2 separate regions of the Homo sapiens genome follow, and region 1 is linked to region 2. A link is a contact called in ENCODE Hi-C or POLR2A ChIA-PET data. All regions are on one chromosome and are shown on one strand. The core of a region is the stretch at or near the end of the contact, and the rest is flanking DNA. Distances in the headings are between cores, read along the strand shown. Region 1 has its middle 130 kb from the start of TNFRSF19. Region 2 overlaps TNFRSF19 (TNF receptor superfamily member 19).

What was found. Hi-C counts contacts between places; a loop is a spot of excess contacts on that map. ChIA-PET counts read pairs that join two places held with the same protein, here RNA polymerase II (POLR2A). Pooled maps may share reads with other maps.
Region 1: a map of heart right ventricle shows a loop between it and region 2 (2.0-fold over the local background). The contact joins two enhancer-like sites. A Hi-C loop is called at or near these places in 1 of 168 maps with a recorded cell type or tissue (heart right ventricle) and 2 of 50 pooled maps. POLR2A ChIA-PET finds 5 or more read pairs at or near these places in 2 of 52 experiments (Caco-2 and activated CD8-positive, alpha-beta memory T cell).

The regions. Positions count from the first base shown.
Region 1 is chr13:23,698,994-23,704,766 of GRCh38, forward strand. No RefSeq gene overlaps it. Among named protein-coding and RNA genes, the nearest start is that of TNFRSF19, 130 kb to the left of the region's middle. Within about 2 kb of position 2,263, at least 5 of the 41 ENCODE cell types and tissues checked have a DNase peak (open chromatin) inside an H3K27ac peak, as active enhancers do.
Region 2 is chr13:23,634,042-23,639,880 of GRCh38, forward strand. The region is part of intron 5 of TNFRSF19 (TNF receptor superfamily member 19); the gene reads left to right. Among named protein-coding and RNA genes, the nearest start is that of TNFRSF19, 67 kb to the left of the region's middle. RefSeq lists an enhancer at 5,141-5,642. Within about 2 kb of position 3,931, at least 3 of the 41 ENCODE cell types and tissues checked have a DNase peak (open chromatin) inside an H3K27ac peak, as active enhancers do.

The DNA of each region.
Region 1 (5,773 bases), core at 1,013-3,512, 63 kb after region 2:
TTAAGCCCACTGCTAAGACCTATTGCTCAGAATGAAAGATTCCTTTCAAATTACTACTGCTCACTGACAATGCACCTGATCACCCAAGAGCTCTGATGGAGGTGTACAAGGAGATGAATGTTGTTTCCTGCCTGCTAACACGGCACCCATTCTGCAGCTCATGAATCAAGGAATAATTTTGACTTTCAAGTCTTATTACTTAAGAAATACATTTTGTAAGGCCATAGCTTCCATAGGCAGTGATTCCTCTGACGGATCTGAGCAAAGTAAATTGAAAACCTTCTGGAAAGGATTCACCATTCTACGTGCCCTTAAGAGCATTTGTGATTCATGGGAGGAGGTCAAAATATCAACATTAACAGGAGTTTGGAAGAAGCTGGTTCCAGCCCTCATGGATGACTTTAAGGAGTTCAACACTTCAGTGGAGGAAATAACTGCAGATGTGGTGAATTAGAGAATTAGAATGAGAAGTGGAGCCTGTAGACGTGAAGCAATTGCTGCAGTCTCATGATCAAACTTGAATGAATGAGGAGTCACTTCTTATGAATGAACAAAGAAAGTGGTTTCTTAAGATGGAGTCTAGTCCAATGAAGATGTTGTGAACATTGTTGAAAGAACAGAAAGGATTTAGGATACTTCATAAACTTAGTTCATGAAGCAGCAGCAGAGTTTGAGAGCACTGACTCCAATTTTGGAAGAAGTTCTGGTTGTCTTTTTTTTTTTGAGATGGAGTCTCACTCTATTGCCTAGGCTGGAGCGCAATGGCGCGATCTCAGCTCACTGCAACCTCTGCCTCCTGGGTTCAAGCGATTCTCCTGCCTCAGGCTCCCGAATAGCTAGGATTACAGGCACGTGCCACCACACCTGGCTAATTTTTGTATTTTTAGTACAGACGGGGTTTCACCATATTGGCCAGGCTGGTCTCGAACTCCTGACCTCAAAGTGATCTGCCTGCCTCGGCCTCCCAAAGGTGCTGGGATTACAGGCATGAACCACTGTGCCTGGCCATTATTGTCATATTTTAACAAATTGCCACAGCCACCCCCGCCTTCAGCAACCACCACCACCACCCTCATCAACATCAAGGCAAGACCCTCCACCAGCAAAAAGATTATGACTTGCTAAAGGCTTAGATGATTATTAGCATTTTAAGCGATAAACTATTAACTAAGGTACATACTTTTTTAAAGACATAATGCCATTGCACACTTGTTAGACTACAGTATAATGTAAACATAACTTTTCTTGGCACTGGGAAACCAAAAAACTTGTGTGAATCACTTTATTTCAATATTAACTTTATTACAGTGGTCTGGAATGGAATCCGCAATATCTCTGAGTATGCATGTATATATAATTAAGTCCTGAATATAAATATAAATATGTCTATATGGAGACACAGAAAGGAAAAATAGCTGCCTTAGGATCATTTCCATCATTGTGTTATCACCATAAGCCACCAATGTATGTATTGAGCACGTAATCTGTTTCAGGCATACATAATCTGCGTCCTCCACTTTTTCGGCACTGTCATGGTTATTGGACATTGGGGTGCAGTACTTAGGAAGAACCAGCAGTGTAGGGATTTAGTTCCCATTGTCCCACGGCTGAGATCCTTGCCTGGAGTTACTGACTCCCAGGCTGAAGCAACTGAAGCTCTCAGTTTCATGTGGTACATGAGATCCCAAGATGGCAGACACAAGCAAACCATCTTCAATGTCTGACATGAGATGTATGAAGATCAAATAAGGTTCCTTATTTTAAAATGCCTGTTGTAAACCTATTGAGACTCATTTGTTCTTATATCAAAATGACTCTAAAGATACTGAGATAAATGGCTAGCATAGAGTAGAAGGAAAGCATAATATTGAGAACAATGTCCAAAGGGCTGGAATCAAAGCCAGAAAATATTGAGAGAGTCTAAAGGCATTAAGGATCCCATTTTGTAAGGGGTGAAGATTTAGGCCCTTCTGGATAGAAGAATTCCTGTTTTATTGTTGAAGATCTTGGAGGAAGAGAACTCCCCTTTCCCAATGCAGGAAACCTTCCTTTGTCCCTGTCTCATGCCTCAAGATTATTATTGGGAAGCTTTTTCTCAAATCTAAATGCCACCCCTTACTCTGGTATTAACCGATTTACACCCTGTAAAAGAGATGGGAAATAGAATTAGTCTTCCTCTGTGATGTAATAACTTCTCACCCGCAAGAAGAACACAGGGCATTCCAAGTGAAGCAGCCCCAGTTATTTCACGTTTTCATCACAGATCCTATCTCCAAGTCCTTCCATCAGCTTCAGTGATGGATCGTGGTGGGCAGGACCTGGAGGAACAGTCCTGTCTCAGCCAGGAGAAGACCGATGGATTGCTGTCAGCCCCATAGTAGGGTTAATTCCCTCTGACACTGCCTCCCCTTGGAAGAGCCTGGGGTGGGTGGCTGTCCATTAGCTGAAACTAAATCAGACTCCCACTCAGGAGGAGAAGATGATGTAAATAGCAAAAGGCGGTAATTAATGGCAGTAAATAAAGGGAGGTCCAATGTGGAAAAAATGCAAGCTATTACACCAAGGAGGACAAGAATCCCAAACATAGTTATTAACGGTAAGGAGATAAAGTATTTGGAAAATACAAACGCTGAAAGAGACCTCAGGGGAATGAAAACGGCCAACAAATTATATGTGAGCTTGCAACGTGATACAGCCGAAACAACCACACGAAACACAAATAATTCTGAATTGCATAGTTGAGGTATCAAGTCATGGACTGAGGAAGCAAGCGATCTCCCCACAAGCCCCCAGAGACCACAGCCAGGGCCTTCGGACAGCAGAGAGGTTTAGATGCACTGGAGGGGCCTGGAAAGAAAGCAACCGCAAAGGGCCAGGCGCAGGAGGGCTGGACTGAGCAGAACCAGAAGAACTTGTGCAAGCGGTGACTAAGAGCCGTGGCCACTGCCCAGGCCAGCAGCCAGACACAGCGGCCAGCAGCTGGACATAGAGGCCGTAACTGAGGGTGCTGGGCCATGGCTGTGGGGACACCTGGGAGCCTCAGGGCCATCAAGATGGCCCTCACAGCACAGCAGGTGCCCTGGCAGGCATGCAGCATTGCGATCTGGAACAGGATCTGCACAGCAGGGCGCTCATAAGCCCCTAAGAGCTCCAGGTGTGTTCAGTGAGAGAGGGACTGGGGTTCTGTGCAGGGCTTTCCAGACTGTCACTGTCAGGACGCCACCTCTGAGAGGAGAGGCTGAGCCGCTCAAGGACTGCACAGCCTGTGCCCACTCGCACACCCGGACCCCGACTTTTGTGAGGGCTTCATGATACAGACTGTTCCTCACTTGGAGTCCACCCTCAGCCCCGCACCCTGCTCAGGCCTGGTCTTTCTATAATTTCCTGTGATCCGCTTTCTGCCCATGTTTTCGAAATAGCCAAGAGAAGTGCCTAAAGCAGTGGTGGGCAGAAGGGACCACAGACAGCGCAGAGGGTGGGGAGCTCAGGGAGGCCCGGCTTATGGGGGCCCAGGCAGCTCAGGCACAAGAGCCACTGCCCTGAGCACCCATGAAAAACAGGTCCCTCTCCCTGCCCCGCCCCTGCTGCCAGGGCTTGTACTGTGCAAGCCACTCTTTCATGCTTTCAGCAAATACTTCTTGAGCTCCTGCATGCCTAGCCTGTGCTAGATGCTTAAAATGCGAACAATGGAAAGCAGGAGCCTCAGCGGGGCCACAGGAACAAGGGGATGGAGGTGAACGTCGAGGTTCCAGCGCCAAGAGGTGAGTGCGAGAACTTGGAGGTACAGGGAAGCCGCCGGCCCAAGCCTGCAGGGGAGACTCGAATAGAGCAAGCAATGTGAAGGTTCTTGCAGAAGGAGTGGACTCTACCCAGCAGAGGAAGGGGTGAGGTCCCCCAAGGCAGAGAGGGCAGCTCTCCGAAGGTGTGAAGTATAACATCCGAATGAAAAGTGGGGAGGCTGGAGTCACACTGGCTGTGTGGCCCCCAGCAAGCTGCTTAACTTCTCTGTGCCTAAGCATCACATCTATGAAATATGGATTACAAATAGGCTGGACCCAGTGGCTCTCAGCTGTAATTACAGTGGAGGATTGCTTGAGGCCAGGAATTCTAGACTAGCCTGGGCAATAGAGCCAGACACCATCTCTACAAAAGTAAAAATTAAAAAGTAGCTGGGCATGGTGGTGACCCTCTGTAGCCCCAGTCGCTCATGAGGCTTATGTGTGTTAGTGTACGTAGAACCCTTAGAACCCTGTCTGACACACACAAAAGAACTCATTAAATATGAGCGATTGTTTTTTCTACAATGCTGGGAGAATCTGGACAAATCCGGTCTGAATGGGCAGGGCCAGGCATCAGGAAGCTCAGCAGCAGGCGCGGGAGCAGGACTGACCCACGGTGAGGCCAGCCCAGGGCACAGAGAGGCACAAGGCCCTGGGACTTTTGGAGAGTGAGATGAGAAATAACTTTCTCATTCTTGTTTCACAGATTAAAAGATATATTACATTTTTTTCATTGTTTTCATTCAAATCATTTTCTAATTACATGACCTAGAAAACTAAAATTAAAACACACTGGCATTTTTATATTGCATAATTCAAGAGCTGTAGGAAGCTATTGCTTAAACGTGTATTTACTTGTGGCCAAAAGAAAAAACAAAAAACAAATGTCCTATTTTAATGATTTGGCTCACAAAATGCATTGTGCTCGGGGAGCTTGAGAACAAAAAGTGAGCTCTACGAAAACAGGCTACCCAAAAAGGTGAAAGCCAAAAGAGTTGACACTTAAAGCGAATGAAGTCCTTTACCTGAATGAATTGGACCAGCTGTCCAACCACTCTTTCAGGCTCTCGCCCTAGAGGTCACGGGGAAGGGAACCTTAGGGCTTAGGGAGAAGCGGATGCCCAGAGGACGCCTGGGGTTAGAAAGTCCAGAATCCTACCTCGGGACAAGTCTTCACAAATCTCTTAGGTAGGGAAAGAGCCACTGATTTTTTTTTTTCAATTTTTTAAATTGTGGCAACATACACATGAAACTTACGATCCCAACCATTCTGAGGTGCGCAGCTCAGCGTTATTACCCACTCTCATGATGCCAAGCAGCGAGCACCACCTTCCAGCTCCACAACTCTTGACCCCTTGGAAAACTGAAACTCTATACTTACTAAGTCCTAACTCAGAAGCCACTGACTTTTAAATTAATTTATAATACATTCACCCACGCTTCTTGAAAATATATGCATCCTTTCCCCCAAGGAATTGTTTTTTTTTTACTTGAAGTTCTGGGATACACGTGCAGACATGCAAGTTTGTTACCTAGGTTTTAAGGCCTGCATGCATTACGTATTTGTCCTAATGCTCTCCCTCCCCTTGCCCCCACCCCTCCCACCCCAAGGATTTTAAAAAACATTTGAAAAACATGTTTAAAAACTGATACATAATAATTGTACACGTCTATGGGGTATATTGAGTGAGTTTTGATGCATACTGTGCATAGTGATCAAGTCAGGGTAATTAGCTTACCCATCACCTCAAATAGTGATCATGTGTTTGGGTTGGAAACATTCAAAATCCCACCCTACAGTGCTGTAGAACACTAGAAATTATTCCTCCTATCTAGCTGTAATTTTGTATACTTTAATCAGTCCCTCCCTCTCCTTCTCCCTCCTCCACTTCCCAGCAAATGCTACTTTTTGTGGCTAGGGGGTTGAAGGTGCAGGCCTCTGGCTGCCGGCCCTGGTGGAGGGGACCCGCTCCTCCCTCCTGCGGCTCTTCTAT
Region 2 (5,839 bases), core at 2,681-5,180:
CAGAAAATTCTTTAAAAAGTTTCTTAAACACATGTGCCCTACATTGATTCTTGTCTCCCAAGAAATGCCCTTTTTCTCAAATTGAAATCTTTCAAATTTAGCAGTTTTCTCCCATAAAGTTGCTAAATATTTGTAAGTCATTGACTTTGTCTGTTATCAGTAAAAATGGAAAAGTTGAATGCCTTGACTGAGTGAGTTGACAGCACCCCTTGAATTGGGAGCTGCTCTTCAAAGTCGCTGTGTGCCTGAGCCTTTGGTGGGGCCTTCTGAGAACAGTAGCAGTTGATTATTACCCAGTCACCAATAAATCGAATTTCTCTGGCTTTTATCTTCAGTCTCTGTTAGACATTTAAAACCATTGAGCTGGTTTAAATATTTACTCACAATCAACAGGTTGTGATTTGTTAAAGGGCATCACTAAATTAAATGTTTTTCAGATTAAGTACAGTTTATTTTTAAAAATCTAAAATCCAGCAGGACTGTTTCATTAAGCTGTGGACTTAGTGAAATAAGGTGGACTTAAGTCCACACGTAGTGAAACAGTGCATTGGTGGCCACACACATGGATCAGTGATTTGTGTGTGTCCCCATCAAATGCTTAAAATAAATGTGAGCTTATGGAGGAAAGCAGACTCACATTTGATGCCAAACCTGTAGTGGATATACTCAAAGTTCAGGCTCTATCACTCCTTTTTGTATAGGGAGCATTCACCCTCTTGAGGTGGCATGTGAGGGCCTGCACCGTGTGGGAAAACAGCTCTTGGGTTCACGGTCTAAGGAAGACCAGGGGATGTGGCCTTAACCAATGGATTGGGATCGTTTTGTCTTTAAACTTGGGTGTCTAGCCACTTCCTAGGGGGTTTACTTGAGTACCGTCGTTTTTGAGAAGGGAAAAAAGAAGTTCCAGAATAGTGTGAAATAGCAAGTATTTCTTGCATTCCGAAAGGTACCAGGCATTTCATCTGCATTTCTCAGCCTGCCCTTCACATAATGGTCCATGGTGTGTGTTTCCTTAAAGCCCTCATTCCACAGGACATGGTCACGTGGAGGGTAGGTGAGTCCTACCCCAGGCCTTCCTGGCAGCACAGACAGGCCAAGCTCAATACTGCCTCTCCAGGTGAACTCCGAGGGACAGGATTAAGAGAGTTTTAAAATAATTTATAAATTAAGAAAAATTCTGAACCTATAAATAAAATGTAATTGAGTCATCCTACTTGAAAAAATGGGTAAAGAATCTCAAAGGTTGAAAAGGGCATTAGAAAGTTAAAAATGGAAGCTTGAAGTCAAATTTCAAACAGGAATTAATTAATTTAGAAGATAATATCCCACTTTGGGTTTTTAAAACATTATTTTTTGAGACAGAGTCTCACTCTGTCATCCAGGCTGGAGTGCAGTGGTGTGATCTCGGCTCACTACAACCTCTGCCTCCCAGGTTCAAGCGATTCTTCTGCCTCAGCCTCCCAGGTAGCTGGGATTACAGGTGTGTGCCACCATGCCCGGCTAATTTGTGTATTTTTAGTAGAGACGGGGTTTCACTATGTTGGCCACGCTGGTCTTGAAATCCTGACCTCAAGTGATCTGCCCGCCTTGGCCTCCCAAAGTGCTGGGATTACAGGTGTGAGCCACAGAGCCTGGTCTAAAACATTATTTTAATTGCTTCATTTATTATTTCGATTATCTCAGAGAAAATATTTTAAGTATTCATGAGAGTTTTATCTATTGTAAGTCATGCAGCAGTTTTCTTAATTAAATATTTAAGAAACATTTTTCTTGATAATTATAATTTTAAAAGGATGTTTTAACTTTCAAAATAATTTTTGAACTTTACTGAAATATAATGTATATACAAGAAGATGCATCATTTTAAATGTAAAATTCAGTGAGTTTTGATGGATGTATAACTTATGTAATCATTTCCCCCATCATGATACAGAACATTTCTGTCACCCTCCCATAAGGAAAGTGACTATTTTTAAGCATTGGTCTTCTTGGAGTGGCCTCAGAGGGGTCCGTTAGTGAGACGTCTAGGGGATATGGTTTAGGCATCTTTTTGCTCTATTGCTGTTGTAAAATGTGTGCATGTGTGTGTTAATGTTTCCTGTCCTTGCTTCATTCTCTGTCAAGAGACCAACGGGTTATGTTATGAAATTTTCTCTTTAAATGATTTTCTGAAAAATCTTCACTATTGAACTTTCTAAAATGCCATTGAAAATAATTCCTGAAAATATTGCCAGGGGTCGTAGGAGGCATGGTTTTCTTCAAAATGAGAAAAATTGCTTTTTAAAATTCTTGGTATTGGAATGTTTAACACAGGAAACATGTCAGGGAGTCTGTTTTGGGTGCAGAATGCTAGTCTAGATATTAATGAAGTGCTGCAGAAACACATCTCTCCCAGGTTGTGAATGATCTCCTCGTCTTCTCCTTTAGGGACAGCTATCTTGAATGCTAAGATATCCGTATCACTGATGAGGACACTGGGGCTGCCCTGGTGAAAACCACAGGCCAACTTCCCAGTTCTCAGGGAGTTAAGATTCCGATGCTGCAGGGCAGAGCTATTATTTACAATAAGGTGCTGAGGGAAGGTTTATTAAGGTGACCCTAGGACAGGGCCCTGAAAGAGGGGAGGAGGCAGAGACACCCACAGCAGAGGCCACAGCTGGTGACTGAGTCGATAGGTGCATCACGTAGGGCTCCTGGGCCGTTATGAAGATACATTTAACTTCCCTCGGACTCCTGTTGGAAGTAGAGTTGAGGGGAGCAAGGGAGGAAGCAGGAGCTCACTCTCCTAGTTTCAGCAGAGCATTTTTAGCTGGCACAGTAGATGTATGTGCTTTGAGAAATAGTGTGGCTTTTCACCCCTTTCTCAAGAGTTGGTTATTAGTTTATTTAATTCAATTTATTTAATTTAAATAAATCATGTATTTACTAGTTATGTGTTAATAATATTATAATATTTGCTATGTTTTGTTTGCCTCTTCAGATAGTCAAGGAAAATTAGAGTTGTTGTTTTTTTTCCTAAACCCAAGTGAAACACGTATTTGAAAGAGGTTAACTTAAGCTTTTATATTCTGCCGTAAGCTTTTACATTATCATGAGTGTTTTCTATGATTTTAGGCCCGGGGGACACAGATGAAGGCCTGAAAAATAAAATCAGGGGAAGCTCTCTCTGATTACTAATTTTCTCATAACTATCTCAGTTGATATCCCAAGACTAATGCAAACCCATCTACTTGATGTTTTTCATGGAAGCTCATGTAGGCTTCGCTGTGAAGAAGGCTTGATTTTGAGTCCTAACACTTAATTTTCAGACAAATTATTTAACTTTTCTTCATCCCTGTTTCTTAAAATGAAGATGCTAGTGATTGTAAAAGAGGCAGTAATGCCGGGGCTGAGTCCTGAATCGACTTCCTGTTCCAAGTCTCAAGAAAAACATTCTCTTTCTAACCTAACCTGGAGTTTTGTGCTTTGCCGTAAGTCCTGTCAAATGTAAAATTATAAGTGAATTAATACCGGTATCAATTCTGCTGGCATAGAGGATAGCAGGAAGCACTGTCTAAATCCAGATTTTCTTTTCAGTCTAGACTCAAACAACCATACCAAACTGTGCACAGATATACATTTTTTTCTTAGTTGGAAGTTAATGGGTGGAAATAATTTGAGTGTCATCATCTGAGAATAATTTCACAGATTACTTCTTCAAATAGTGCAGTGAGGTAAATAAGAGTTATCCACTGATGACAGGGAAGGCAGCCTCACAGGATCAGGGTCCGCAGGCTAACACCTGCCTGTCTCCACGTGGCCTTCTCCAAATGCAAGGGAAAATGGACACTCCCTGCTTTCTTTCACAGGGGCTGGAGGCCGGAGCCCAAAATGGAGCCTGGCACTCAAAGGGTTAAGGAGAGTCCGTGGTGGAACTGGGAGGGCGGAGGCCCAAGTTTCTGGTCTCTGTTGGATTCCCAGATGGCAGCGCCAGTTGAAGCACACTATTTTTGAGCTTGCTCTCCCTCAGCACAGATGTTCAAGGCCATAATAATGTGTTTCTTTTATGGTGTCTTTTCTGTTTCTCGGTGCAGAAGTTTAAAAGCTTCATTGTTTCATCAGTCAGATAAACACAGCAAGACGTTATGGGTCCGTAGACTATTAAAAAGAAAAACATCCTTGCGGGTAGGGAAGGTTCCTTTACTCTCTCATGTTTGTGAGAAACACTGTAGGTAATCTGCTGCCATTGTGCAGCTTTTAATTGTTTTCAATGTTAATGATGGTATTTATGGTAATTAACATACAAAACAGCTGTACTTACAATCCGGCAAGTGCCAAAGAGGATCCTGAAGCAGTGAGTTGCTCCGGCATAATGGGGTGCCTTCAGTCAGCCCTGCAGTTAGGGCCAGGCGCTGAGGCCTGGGGTGCACCTGCCTGCCTTGCCAGCCCCTCCCCATGGTCATTGCTTTTTCGGTCTTCTTTTCTTTTACTCAAAGACAGGCGTGATCATATTTGGCCTAGTCCATCCTGGTGGGCAGCAGGTCTCTAGACCAAGTGATCTGGAAGCAAGATGGAAAGAGCAGAAATCAAGTTTGGTTGAGGAACTGACCAGATCTCAGCTGCGGTGGCCGTCAGCCCCTGTAGCAGCTTCCTCCCTGACTTCCTCCCTTCTGCTGATGTTCCTGGGTCCCTGGTTTGCTTCAGGATCCCTCTTACTGCCTTAGTTTCTCTCCCTCACCCCGTGCCTCTGAACCATCCTCTTGACTCCTTTGCTCCCTCAGCCTCCCATCACGCTGCGGGTTCCTGTCCCTGGGCTGCCGGGTGCCCTTCAGTCCTGTTTTCCTTGAGTTTCATTGCTGCATCATGCCAACATTTCTGCTGGTCTGTTGTGTAATTAATACACATGCACATCATAGAGTGGAAAACTCTTCATGTCTTTATCTTGTCCATCAGTAATTTATTTTTGTCCTATTGAGAAGAAATAAGAGCTGTTTAGTTCAACTCAACAATTAATTTTTATTTTCTTGATAGAAACATTCACATTTTATACTAATAAATAAAAACCAAAGTCAAACTTAAGGAAATTTTAAGGCCAGGTGTGGTGGCTTACATCTGTAATTCCAGCACTTTGGGAGGCTGAGAAGGGTGGATCACTTGAGGTCAGGAGTTCGAGACCAGCCTTGCCAACATGATGAAACCCTATCTCTACTAAAAATACAAAAATTAGCTAGACATAGTGGTGTGGGCCTGTAATCCCAGCTACTCAGGAGGTTAAGACAGGAGAATCATTTGAACCCGGGAGGCAGAGGTTGCAGTGAGCCAAGATCATGCCACTGCACTCCAGCCTGGGCAACAGAGCAAGGCTCCATCTCAAAAGATAATTTAAAAAAAATTTAAATTCATATAGCCCCCGTAGCAGGTGTCCTTGGGGACACCAATTCATGACATAGCTCCTTTCCTTTGCCTCCCCTCAGGAGCCCTGCTGTGCACAGTTATAGCCACATGCCAGGGGGATTTGTCCTCCCCTTTCCCTGGAGTCTCCCACCAGTGTTAGGAGCAGACTATGAAAGATTACAGCTCTTGGAGTTCATGCTTGGTGCTTCTTCCCTAGGTAGCTCCCCAGCCAGTACCACCTGGCACAAACCAGTCAGGCCCCCTGGAAGATTTGGCCAGCAGGGCAGTGGTCTGCGTGCCCTGACCCGGCCCTGGAGGGAGCGGGCGACAGTGAGAACTGAGGCAGTGGTGGGAGGGAGGGAGAGGAGGAGAGAGCCCAGAGGATTTGGAAAGACCATTTCCAAGCGCTGCACATGGCTGGATTTGAAAGGATATGCTAAAATTGTTCTTTATTTTTCTAGCAATT